Linked DNA regions of Homo sapiens: region 2 is linked to region 1. A link is a loop called in an ENCODE intact Hi-C map of the cell type or tissue named here. Cell type or tissue: Calu3. All regions are shown on one strand. Links, peaks and the distances in the headings refer to the core of each region. The heading gives the core; the rest is flanking DNA. Region 1 has its middle 320 kb from the start of LINC01781. Region 2 holds the start of LINC01781 (long intergenic non-protein coding RNA 1781).

What was found. Peaks named below come from ENCODE experiments on the same cell type or tissue, not always from the same donor. Only the 100,000 strongest peaks of a DNase experiment are listed, where the experiment ranks them.
Region 2: a loop joins it to region 1, with 4 times the contacts of the local background. A loop is called at or near these places in 3 of 110 quality-filtered maps.

Annotation. Positions count from the first base shown.
Region 1 is chr1:80,214,899-80,220,292 of GRCh38, reverse strand. No RefSeq gene overlaps it. Among named protein-coding and RNA genes, the nearest start is that of LINC01781, 320 kb to the left of the region's middle. In Calu3, for the core only: a CTCF peak has its summit at 2,719 (motif pointing left); a DNase peak (open chromatin) is centred at 2,712.
Region 2 is chr1:80,532,445-80,537,838 of GRCh38, reverse strand. LINC01781 (long intergenic non-protein coding RNA 1781) reads right to left here and starts at 2,084. Exons shown (of 3, transcript NR_125941.1): 1 at 1,897-2,084. In Calu3, for the core only: no CTCF peak of the experiment used is centred there; DNase peaks (open chromatin) are centred at 2,268 and 2,998.

The sequences.
Region 1 (5,394 bases), core at 395-5,394:
ACACATTATTATATAAATATATCACATATATTTATATGAGCCCAGTAGAAATCAGTAATGAGAAGACATAGTCCATGATATTCACACTCTCTCACTGGTAAGGATACTTGATATAGGTTATCTATATCAAGTATCAATGTAGGATGGATGTATCTATTTTATACATCCTCCTCTTCTACAAAGAGGGAATGTATGAGATATCCTAGGTATGACCACTTCTCATAAACTCAATGATTAAATCATTGACTCACATACGCTGACATTATGGAGCAGAAATACATCTATTTACAAAGATTAAAATGTCCAGAAAACATCAGATAGAAGTGGGAAGTTTGCAAAATGGAAAGTTACAGAATAGAGTTCAGCTCTTCTGGGTTGCAATAGAATTTAATTCTTGGGGGAACAAAAGGATCTTTGAATCTTTGATAACTTTAAAACATTCCAAAATAGAAGGCGGAACTTTTCAATCAACTTCTACGTATACATTTTAAAAGCTCTGATATCTTAGTAATTGCACATTTTTCTACTGGCTGTCTTTCATTTTAACATCAATGAAATAGAAGTATAGAAATGGTAGTTACCACACTGTGTTAGTTTCAATGCTGTGCTGATGGGTAATTGTAGAAAACACAGAGAAATGTACTCCACCTCTAGAATAAGATAATACTCCTATATCCTGCTTTCATTTCCACATATATTTACTGCTCTCCCATCAGTTATGTGCCAGTTCCTTTGCTAGCTACTGTGTGATGACTGAAGCATTCTTTGCTTTCAAGGATGGAGCTTGTATTCTATGAAGAGAGAAAACAAGTACACAAATGACAATGCACAAGGCATAATCAAGTAGGTGCCAAAGAGAAGTACATTATGAGAGTAGGATCAAACCTATAAAATCAGCCTGTCTAACCTACCTCGTTTTACAGACAAGGAAATGAGGCCAAGGGTAAAAGTGTCTAGTTTAAGGTCACACTACCAGTATGGAAAGTCAAGTCTTTTAACATCAAATCAGTTTCTTTCAATTTAAACTACATTACCATTTTTGAGGAAATTAAATAACTTTAGTTTTTGTTAGGCTTTGCCATGTTTTACTTTAAGGTAAGAGTATAAAAATAATGTATACCAAAACTCATTCTAGACACTGTAAAATATGTGGGATGAATTAAAACTTTGGCTTAGCAAAGTAAACATAATTTTACAACTTTCAAACCCCATTATTCTTATGTTCGATGCATGTTACAAAGTGGTTGTGAAATTCAAAATGGTTAGTGGAGAAAAGCAGCAAACCCCCATAGATAGGTCATACCAAGAGCAATACTTTTGTTGTTCACAGCTGTGTGAAATTTAACTTGGATTCCTGAAAGAAAGCTTGCCAATTTCTTTAAATCTTTGTGGACCTTCACATGAATGTAGTTTTACACTCAGTGAATGTTGATTGGAATACATATAAAATAACAAAATGCAACTACGAATTCTGGAATACTTTTAAATTATAAAGCACAGAAGAATCTATGGACATCTGAAAAAAAGGTAGTATGTGTGTTTACTCTGCCATATACATATTCCTTCAAAAATGCAGAGCTTACTTGAAGGTGATATTAACCCCATTCATTCATTTATTCATTCATCATTGATTCATTCCTTCAGGGAAAACTGATCTCATTGTAGTTACAAGACAAAGTATTAATAACGCATGTGTTTAAAGTTATTTTTATTTAAAATATGTGTTTAAAGTTATTTTTCTACCATACAAATAGTTTCATTTCTCTCTCCATATTTTTTCAACTGGACTGCCTTGTGACTAGTGGAATAGAGTGGCTGTGGAATTTTCTGTGGAACAGAGCAAAGATAGAAAACATACTTGTTTAGCAGGATAACATCACTTTTCTTGTATATTTCACAGAAGGTGCTAAAAATCACCTATATCAAGTATCCTTACCAGTGAGAGACAGTGAATACCATGGACTACAAGGTCTGCTCACTACTGACCTCTACTGGGATCAAAAGATCCTGAAAATCATTTTTAAATAAGCAGGTATACAGTTCTAAGGGAAAGGACAGAAGCTGAACCGTCTGCATAATACTAATGGGTACTCATCTTTAATTCAGATTGGCTGGACGTGGAGATCCCTTTAAAGGCAAGAGATTTAAACTCTACCATGTGTAAGGTTTACTTGGCAGGGATCATTTTTAGGTTGGCATGGAATACATTTACCCCAGTTACAAAATCCTAGTAACATCTGTTGATATGAAGTGTTCATTTGTTTCTGATTTCCCAGTCCTTCTAATAGATCTACATGCATTTGAACTAACTAAATTTTGAAGAAATGAGCAGCCTCATAGGCATTTCACAGTTATTTGTTCAGTGATCTTTTTTTCTTTGCCTGGAACTTTGGTTCCCTGGTGGCAACAACAAACCGATAGAAATGGGGACAAGGCCAATCTGTGCCCATAAAAACTCACATTTTTTTCTTTTAAAACATTACAATCAGGTTTTTTTCTGTGATAACTGAGGTATATATTTCCCATAATTCAAGCAAACAGTATTGCAATTGTCTGTTTGCTTTGACTTTTAATCAGATCATTTCTGGTTGGTTGTCTGAACATGGCCGGTCATGTTCCCTTTCTAAAATAAGTATAGTTGAAAAATAGTTCACTGATTCCAAATCACGCCTTTCACATTCGCAATTGGACTTGGATATCCAGGAAGATCTTTTGGACTGTAGCAGATTATGGCTGCCCTCTAGTGACAAGACACTCCTGCTGTTTCAGCTTAGGTAAAATAGGGCATATTTAAAACAGAGTCTATTTTCTACTCAATCAGTGGGGTGAAAGAAATCTTTATAGAGAGAATACAATAGATACATTGTTAATTATGTTGAAAAATAATTTTATTCTAGGAAATGTAGACATATGTGAAATGCATAAATGCAGATACATATTCCTCAATCATAGCACTTTGGCTAACATGCATTTCTATAGAAGTCAACCATTTTCAAACTCAACTGTTACCATTTAAATAATTCTATATTATTTCAATAATCATTGAACAAAGGTTAGGCTTTATAATGCAGAAAAGCTAATTATCTTACAGCACTGTTAACTACTGAATCTTCATTCTATCTCCCTAAACTTTCTCCATCATATTTTTTCCAGCAAAGAGAACATAGTGTATTCATTTGACATGCAATTTGTATTTCCAACTAGCTTCAGACCAATTGCTTTTTTTTTTCTCTAATTGCTAAAATGTCTGAAGTTGTATTTCGATTACCACACATGCTTGGGTGCATCAGGCCTCATTTAAAATTCAACCAGCAATACTGTAACTGCCCCAATCAATAATAGTGAAGCATAGTAATCCAGGCCACAACTGTAAGTTGGCTTTCTTATTTCCTATCACCTACACGGTACAGGATAGCAATGCTTGATCTGATTAATTTCAAATTAAAGAAAAACAAAACATAGAAGAGAAAGAAAAGAAACAATGCTCTTTGGCCTGCTGCTGATAGAGTTGAATCAAAGTAAATCTCGTTGCCGACCAGACTACAGAAAAATCACCTCTTTGAAGGTTGACAGAGGAGCAAATCATTTTTCATTCACCACCTCATTTTTTCCCCATCCCCAAACCATAAGACATTTTCTACAACGGATAGGTGTTGCTTTTTCTATAAAAAGTAAGTTTCCACTGCAAGTGTGAAAACCTAAAAATCATCTAACCATAGAGGGAAAAATTCTTTCTGGCCTGTATGAAATGATAAATTCTCCCTTGTTTAAAATACAGTGAAGCATTTGACCCCGTATCACATACTGATGTGTGTGTAAACACACACACACCCACACCCACACACACATTCAGGATAGAAATGTACTAGGAAAAATTGTTGAATCTCAATTGCTGAAGTATCTATTGAAAAATATAGACAATAAAAGGTTGACTAGATAATCTACTCTGACTTTCCACATGGTGAGTCAGCCAAGTGGTCTATTGGATGATTTAAAATTAATAGAGTAAATCCAATCAAGGGACTAATTCTGATTTGGGTATATGTTTTAAAACTTTGTAAGAGGACAATTTGTTTTCTATTTGTCCTCATTTCCTTTGTAGGAAAATATACTTTTTCTTCTGGCAATAAAACCAACAATGAAAGCCTTTTGGGAAACCAAAACCAAATTCCCTGGGCTTTGTGGCTATGTTGAAATGGCTAAAATCAACTGGCAGCAATACGAATACCCGGTTTTCTGTTCATTCCTATAATACCTGGAAGAAAATACTCATTTCATTACAGTTTAGTAAATATTTGTGGAGTTCTGATTCTGCATCAGATATATTTTTTTCTAGAGCTGAAAATCCAGAGAAGATTAAGTTTTTGCTTTCAGTGACATAAAAACAAATACTTACATATTGATGTATTCTATCATAAGTATATATGCAATATAAAAACACAGTATCAAATAGAGAATAATTCTGAGACAAGTTATATTAGAAGTGATGACTTGATGGTGACCAAGCCAACATTTTGAAGGATAAATAAGAAATCTGCAGACAGATAAGATTAGAAAAAGTCACTCCACTTGGACAAAATGGCCATTTAAAAAAATTAATTGTATCAATCCTGAAAGATGCTCTAATATTCAAAATCTGTTGTAGTTTAATAAATACTTATATCAATGTCAGTTCTTAAAAACTAACCGATTTTTTAAACTCTTACTTTGTGCCACACACTGTCCTAGATACTGGTGAAGAAAACTAAAGAAAATATGATGCATGCCCTAAAAGTGTTTACTATTTATAAAACATGCAACTCCACCAAAACTGTAGTTAAGGAGTACATAAAGACAGAGAGAAAAGAGGAAAAGGCAACAATAAAGGAATGATGTCAACACTTTTTTGGAAGAGATAAGGCAAATGCGGAAGTGATAATAGTGCAGAGTATAGAAAGTTACAACATAAATGCCTAAGGGAAGAGATGACCAGGAAAAGTATGGCAATTTACCCTTGTGAAATTCTGCGAGCCTCAAGGTTTGAAAGTACAGGTCATAGGGAAGGTGAGGGTGAAGTTCCCACTAACATCAGGGAATATGTTAGGAGTTTGTAAAGAGAAGAAATGGACCACACTAAGGTCCTGCCCCCAAGTCACACAACTGATATCCTATGCAAAGTAGAGGGCAAGGTTGAGGACTGGGTTAAAAAAATAAATAAAATGGAAGTGAAATCTACCTGCTGAACTATGAGATGTGAAACCACTTCCCTTCCATGCTTTCAGAGTATTCGAAAGCGTTACTTCTCCTCTCAGGTAGAAGATTCAAAGATGTTTCTCTAGAATACCTATATAGTCCCAGAGAAAAGATTTCATATACAGATACTTTAGAGAGCTAAATAATTTTTTTAAAAAAGTC
Region 2 (5,394 bases), core at 131-5,130, 320 kb before region 1:
CTAAGAAAGCCAGTTGTTGATAATCAGAAGTAATATGAGGTAGAAATTCTGTTAGTGAAGAAGACAGGTATAGCCTAGGATAATCCTGCTAATTAAAGCGTAACAGATTGCATGTCTTCTAGAAAAGAGGGATTCAAATATCAAATAACTTTGTAAGTAGCTGCTCAATAACTGGAGGTAACTGCAAGTCAGTGGTAGAAAGGAAGAACTGTAGAAGGAACCAATTAACCAGAGGCAGTTCAAGTTTGCAAGGACAAATCTGAAGGTTTCTCAAATAATCATGGGTTAATCTTAGCAGGAAGAAATTAAGAAACTAATATGTATAATATGAGCTTTAATCAATTTATTGTGAGAAAAGATAATTAAGAGAAAAGAGTTTTCTAACAAATGAGTAGGGGCATGCATAATAACTTGAAAATGATTAGGATAGTTCATTTGTATACAGTTCACTTCTCTAAAAGAAAATTAGGAAGAGAAATATAGAATATTAAGGCATAATAAAGATCTTATTGAATTAGTAACTGCATGATAGGTAGTAAAAGGAATGCAAGGGAGGTTTAGTTATTTAGATATATTAAGCAGCTGCTTTACAAATAAAATGTCAGAGGCTTAAAAGTGTTAACACAGTGTCAGTATCACCTCTACCCCTTACTGGGTGTTTGACTAAAGACTATGTCCTCAAACTTGCTGTGATCAGTTTTCTCCTCTATAAAGTAAAGTTTAAAATAGCATTTACCTCTTGGACTTGTGATACTTAATCTGTACAAAATGGTTAGAAAAGTCTGAGGCACTTAGGGAAGATTTGATAAATGTTAACTATCATCATCATTATTATTGTTATTTTAAATTATTTCTTTATAATTAAGCAGAATCTATTACGTTGATGATTGATTCTGCTTTCTACGTTATATAGAATCTGAATTAATATAACAAATATTTGTTGTTTGCCTGCATTATTTGAGACTCTGTGTTAAGTGCTGGGGTAAAAACTGACCAAGATAGACACAGTCATTCTCTTTAGGCAGTCTGACTGGGGACATGTGCAATTAAGTGAGTTGAAGTGGAAAAAACAAATGCCTCAAGAGAGTCAAATGTGGATAAAAGTGCTTTAGAATCGGGCCTTTTCAAACAGTAACTTCAGAGATCTGGCCTGGTATTTGTAAAGCTAAGGAAGCTTTCATTAAGAGGTAGAAGCCTTAGTTACTGCTCTTTTCTTAATCTAATTAAGTCTAAGGAAATATACTTTGAAAAAGTGGCTGCGAGATAACACATTATGCTGGGAATTACGATAGGAAAAAGAAAGGGTCCTGTGTAAGAATCTAATGGAGCAAGTAAGTGTTCTGGGAAGAGGGAGCGGGGTATGAATAATCACAGAAACGTAGTAAGAAAATTATATTCTCTTAATTAAATATTTTATAGGCCTATAATAGGAGTATTATATTAAAATACACTCTTTAAAACTTGTGATCTACTAAAAAAATAGAAAGATTGATTAATAATATTGAAAGCCTTAAGAACATAAACACTGAGATATGATAACTATTATTGAGGCTGCCTTTGACAAAAAGAGGGAAAAACATTTTTAAAACATAAAAATAATTGAGGGAAAGAAAATTCTACTTTGATATAAGAAATATCACAATAATGTTTTATCTCGTGTTTTTTTTCATAAACTCCAATCTTAACAGGATTACTATATGACATTACTGTAAAATATCTTTTCTCTTCCTTCCCCACTTTCACCACTCCATACAAGAAAGTGCCACATGTGGTCATAATCTGAATAAATGATAGAGAAAAGCAGAATCTACTCATAAAACTCAAAAAATAGAAGTCTTAGAAATAAGCATAATGTAAATTGAAACTAGATGTCCCATTTTAAAGACAACACCTTACCTTGACAAACGCTGTCAGGAAACACCACATTTATTTCAGAGCAGAACATTTTTTCTCTATTTCTTCCCTTCCATCCTACCTCATGAGGAGAATATTATACCAGTAAATCTCAAAATCATCTGGAATATAATTTCAATACGTGAAAAAAATCTGTAATTTGTCAATAGTCTATTTAAAACTAACACTCAGAAAAAATGGCAGCACACTAAACATTATGTGTCTAGTTAGGAGCACTTAAGACATCATTGTTGAAGTCCTTTCTGTTAACATTTAACCTCCTGGGGTTTAGATAATAACTTATTCATTAAACTGCTAACTCCCTTTCCAGCAGGATTTGCCTATGAATTTTTAACTGGGGCCGAACCTCCAGATGTCTTCCTCCTCCAACTAAATTCTTACCATTTCTTTTCCATGCTGCTCACTTCTTGCTTCCCATAATCAGTTAGCATCTAAGAGAGCCCAGTTTGTGTGGCTCCCCAACTAAATATATCATTCTGAAATTATTCTCTCCACATAAGTTCAGTACACATTAGGGCTATAAAAATATTTCAAGTTCTGTATAGGATGTATTCTAGGCTCATATTTACTTATTTTTTTCTCCATGCTAATTACTCTGTTTTTCACATTATTGAAGTAGAGTAAAATGGTCTCTTAACACCCATCTGTAACTCTATTTTCTTTTATGTTCAGATTCCCTAAATAGCCTCACAAGATGATCATTCCTTTCCATAACCTCTAAGAGAAGATCTAAGAAGGAGCTATGAAATCAAAGACCAAAGATCTGACTCTTCTGTGAGTCACTCTGCCCTCTACAGTGACTGTTCATTACTTAATTTTACAGCCTAGTGTTGGGGTCTGCCTTCAAATGTTCTGTGTCGTGTCCAACACACTTTGTCATTTTCTTTCTAATCCTTGTGATTATTATTGTTGTTATTGTTAGCTTCCTATGTAAAACTAGTTCTCAGCTTGATGATATAAAAACTATTTTAGCCATAAATGTATCTCTTGTATTTATATAAAAGGAAAAGGAGTATTTTAAACACTTCTGACAACTAATAAAGCCAGGTGTGTGTGTGTGCATGTGTGTGTGTGTGTGTGTGTGTGTAGAGAGAGAGAGAGTGAGAGTGAGAGTTTAATCTAGGTGTTAACCCTGGGGTCTTGGAAAAGTTCCCATTTGAGTAATTGAATTTTTATTAACTCACTTCCTCTTGCAGGTATTTTTCATTTAATGCAGCACAGTGTTCTGTATTATTTCTGGATGCTAAGTTGTTGCTACATTTCTCCCTGTGGTGACTACATTTCATCAATGAATAAAGCCGTAACTGATACATGAAATCATTTTATTTTGATATATGTGCTTTGGAATCCTCCCCTATTTTAAAACAGATACTGGAAAAGAAAAGACAGATGATAGCAATATAGATAGAGGAAACAGATATCTGGGGGATTCCTATTATTGAAAAAATAGTCTTATTTGGTTTTGGTATTATCCCCTAAATTCTGTAGACTTTTGTTTCAGAAAATAAAGAAAATGAATGGATTCACTCATTTATAGGTGATCCATTTAGGGAGTCCTTGGGAAACAATAGTGTAGACTTAAAAAAAAATGTAATAGGAGATAGATCTGGCTATTTTTTTTTCTTGTCCTCTGAATAATAGCTGGTGACAACACAGATGTTAAACACAAAATATTACAGGGATTAATTCATAGCGCTCTAGTTTTCATCCAAGGTCATGTGCAGTGCAAACAATAAGTTCCAGCCAGGCAGTCTGTAGTGGCAATTAAGGACCACCTAGGGTGGGGGTGAAGCTGAAGGTGGCTCTGACCCTAGGAGGTCTACAGTCACTTCAGTGTACCTCCTTGGAATGCCTTCTTGTTCCTATAAATTAAACAAAAGTGAATTTTCTCCCCTTTAGGGAACAAACAATCCATGCCTCAGATCCTGCAGCCTAAGCATTTCCTCCTTTAGAATTGCAACTGAATCTCCTCTAAACAGCAATTAGCATTTTAATAGTATTAATAACATTCACGATTTTAACAATCTGAAGCTTTCTGCTTTTTATTGATGTCTTTTGTTGCAATTTTGTCTAATAGTGTGCCCAGGGTAGCAAAATATAACCAATTAAAACATTTGCCAAACAGCAAGGAATCTGGAAAGTTTCAATGCTGCTCGACTAAAAATGAAAATGGTTGTATGAAAATAACATTTCCAGCCAACAAGACCAGGGGACATACTGGCAGTCCTTTATGTTACGATTCTGCTTCAGAACTAGGGTAAATCGTTCAGTGTTACCTTACTAATGTCAGATTAGAAAAACCAAAGCTGGCAGTCTCACATAGAGTCCCTGGAAGCCTCAACTCCATATAGTTTACAGAAAGCATAAGTATACAGAAAACTGGGTAGTTTTAGTTTAGTATAAGATTGCACTATTTGTATGGAATCTTAATTAGATTCCTTGGTTATATATTCTCAAAACACCTTGTGTTTTTCTTTCAATTAACACAGCATATCTACTTATACAGTAAAATATTAACATTAAATACTTACTATGTGCTAGTCAATGAGTCAGCAATTTATCATGAATCATTTAATCTTCACAATAACTCGAATACTGAGGTCTATTATTAACCTTTCATTATAGACACTGAAGCTTAAAGATGTGATTTGTCCAAGGTTAAAGAGCTAGTCAATGATAGAGCAAAAATACAAACCCTGGTCCCCCTGCCGTCAGCCTATAACCTAGTGTGTACTTTGGAGGTATAGGGAGGAGGGGGGTTGGTTTTATTTTGTTTTGTTACAATGTCTGCCTCAGTGACAAGGCTCTAAAATTGAAGAGAGAAAGAATTGTTCCTGTTTGCTTCACTGCTTTCTCTCTCTAAATTAGCATGGTGCTGGGTGCATAGTAAGAGACAGCTGGATCTTTCCTAAATGAATGAAAAGTATGCATAGATTTGCCTTGTCTAACTAGATTATCATTGGGCTTTGTTTTCTTGCTTGGTGTCATTTATATCTTCTATGTTCCTGATTCCTAAAGGAAGTATACAGAAGTTTGAGCATTTATTGGTGCTTTATCTTCTTGGTAATGTTCATTTGCTTCTAAAGGTGCGTGTTTATATATATGAATAATGTTATATCCTCTGTTCGTTCCAAAAAAGTATTTAGGGTATACGGTTCTAAGAATTTATTCTGCCATTTGTGAAAGTTCTTGCTTTCCACAATTAATCATCAATTTCTCTATTTCCTAAATTTCTTTTTACTTTTTACTTTTTTTGGACAAATTATTCCAATTCTATTACTCATCTGGCTATCCCATTATGTCAAAAGACTCTATATAATTTCCTATATTTGAAATAAACTATCACTATTTTAATAGGCTTTATATAGTAATATCCTGAGCTGAATTGGGTCAGATTTGGGTAAGAGCAACACTAAAGTGCTCCAAAACCACTTCTTGTAGCTCCTATTCCTTCCAAATAAATACTTGTGCTTGTGTATA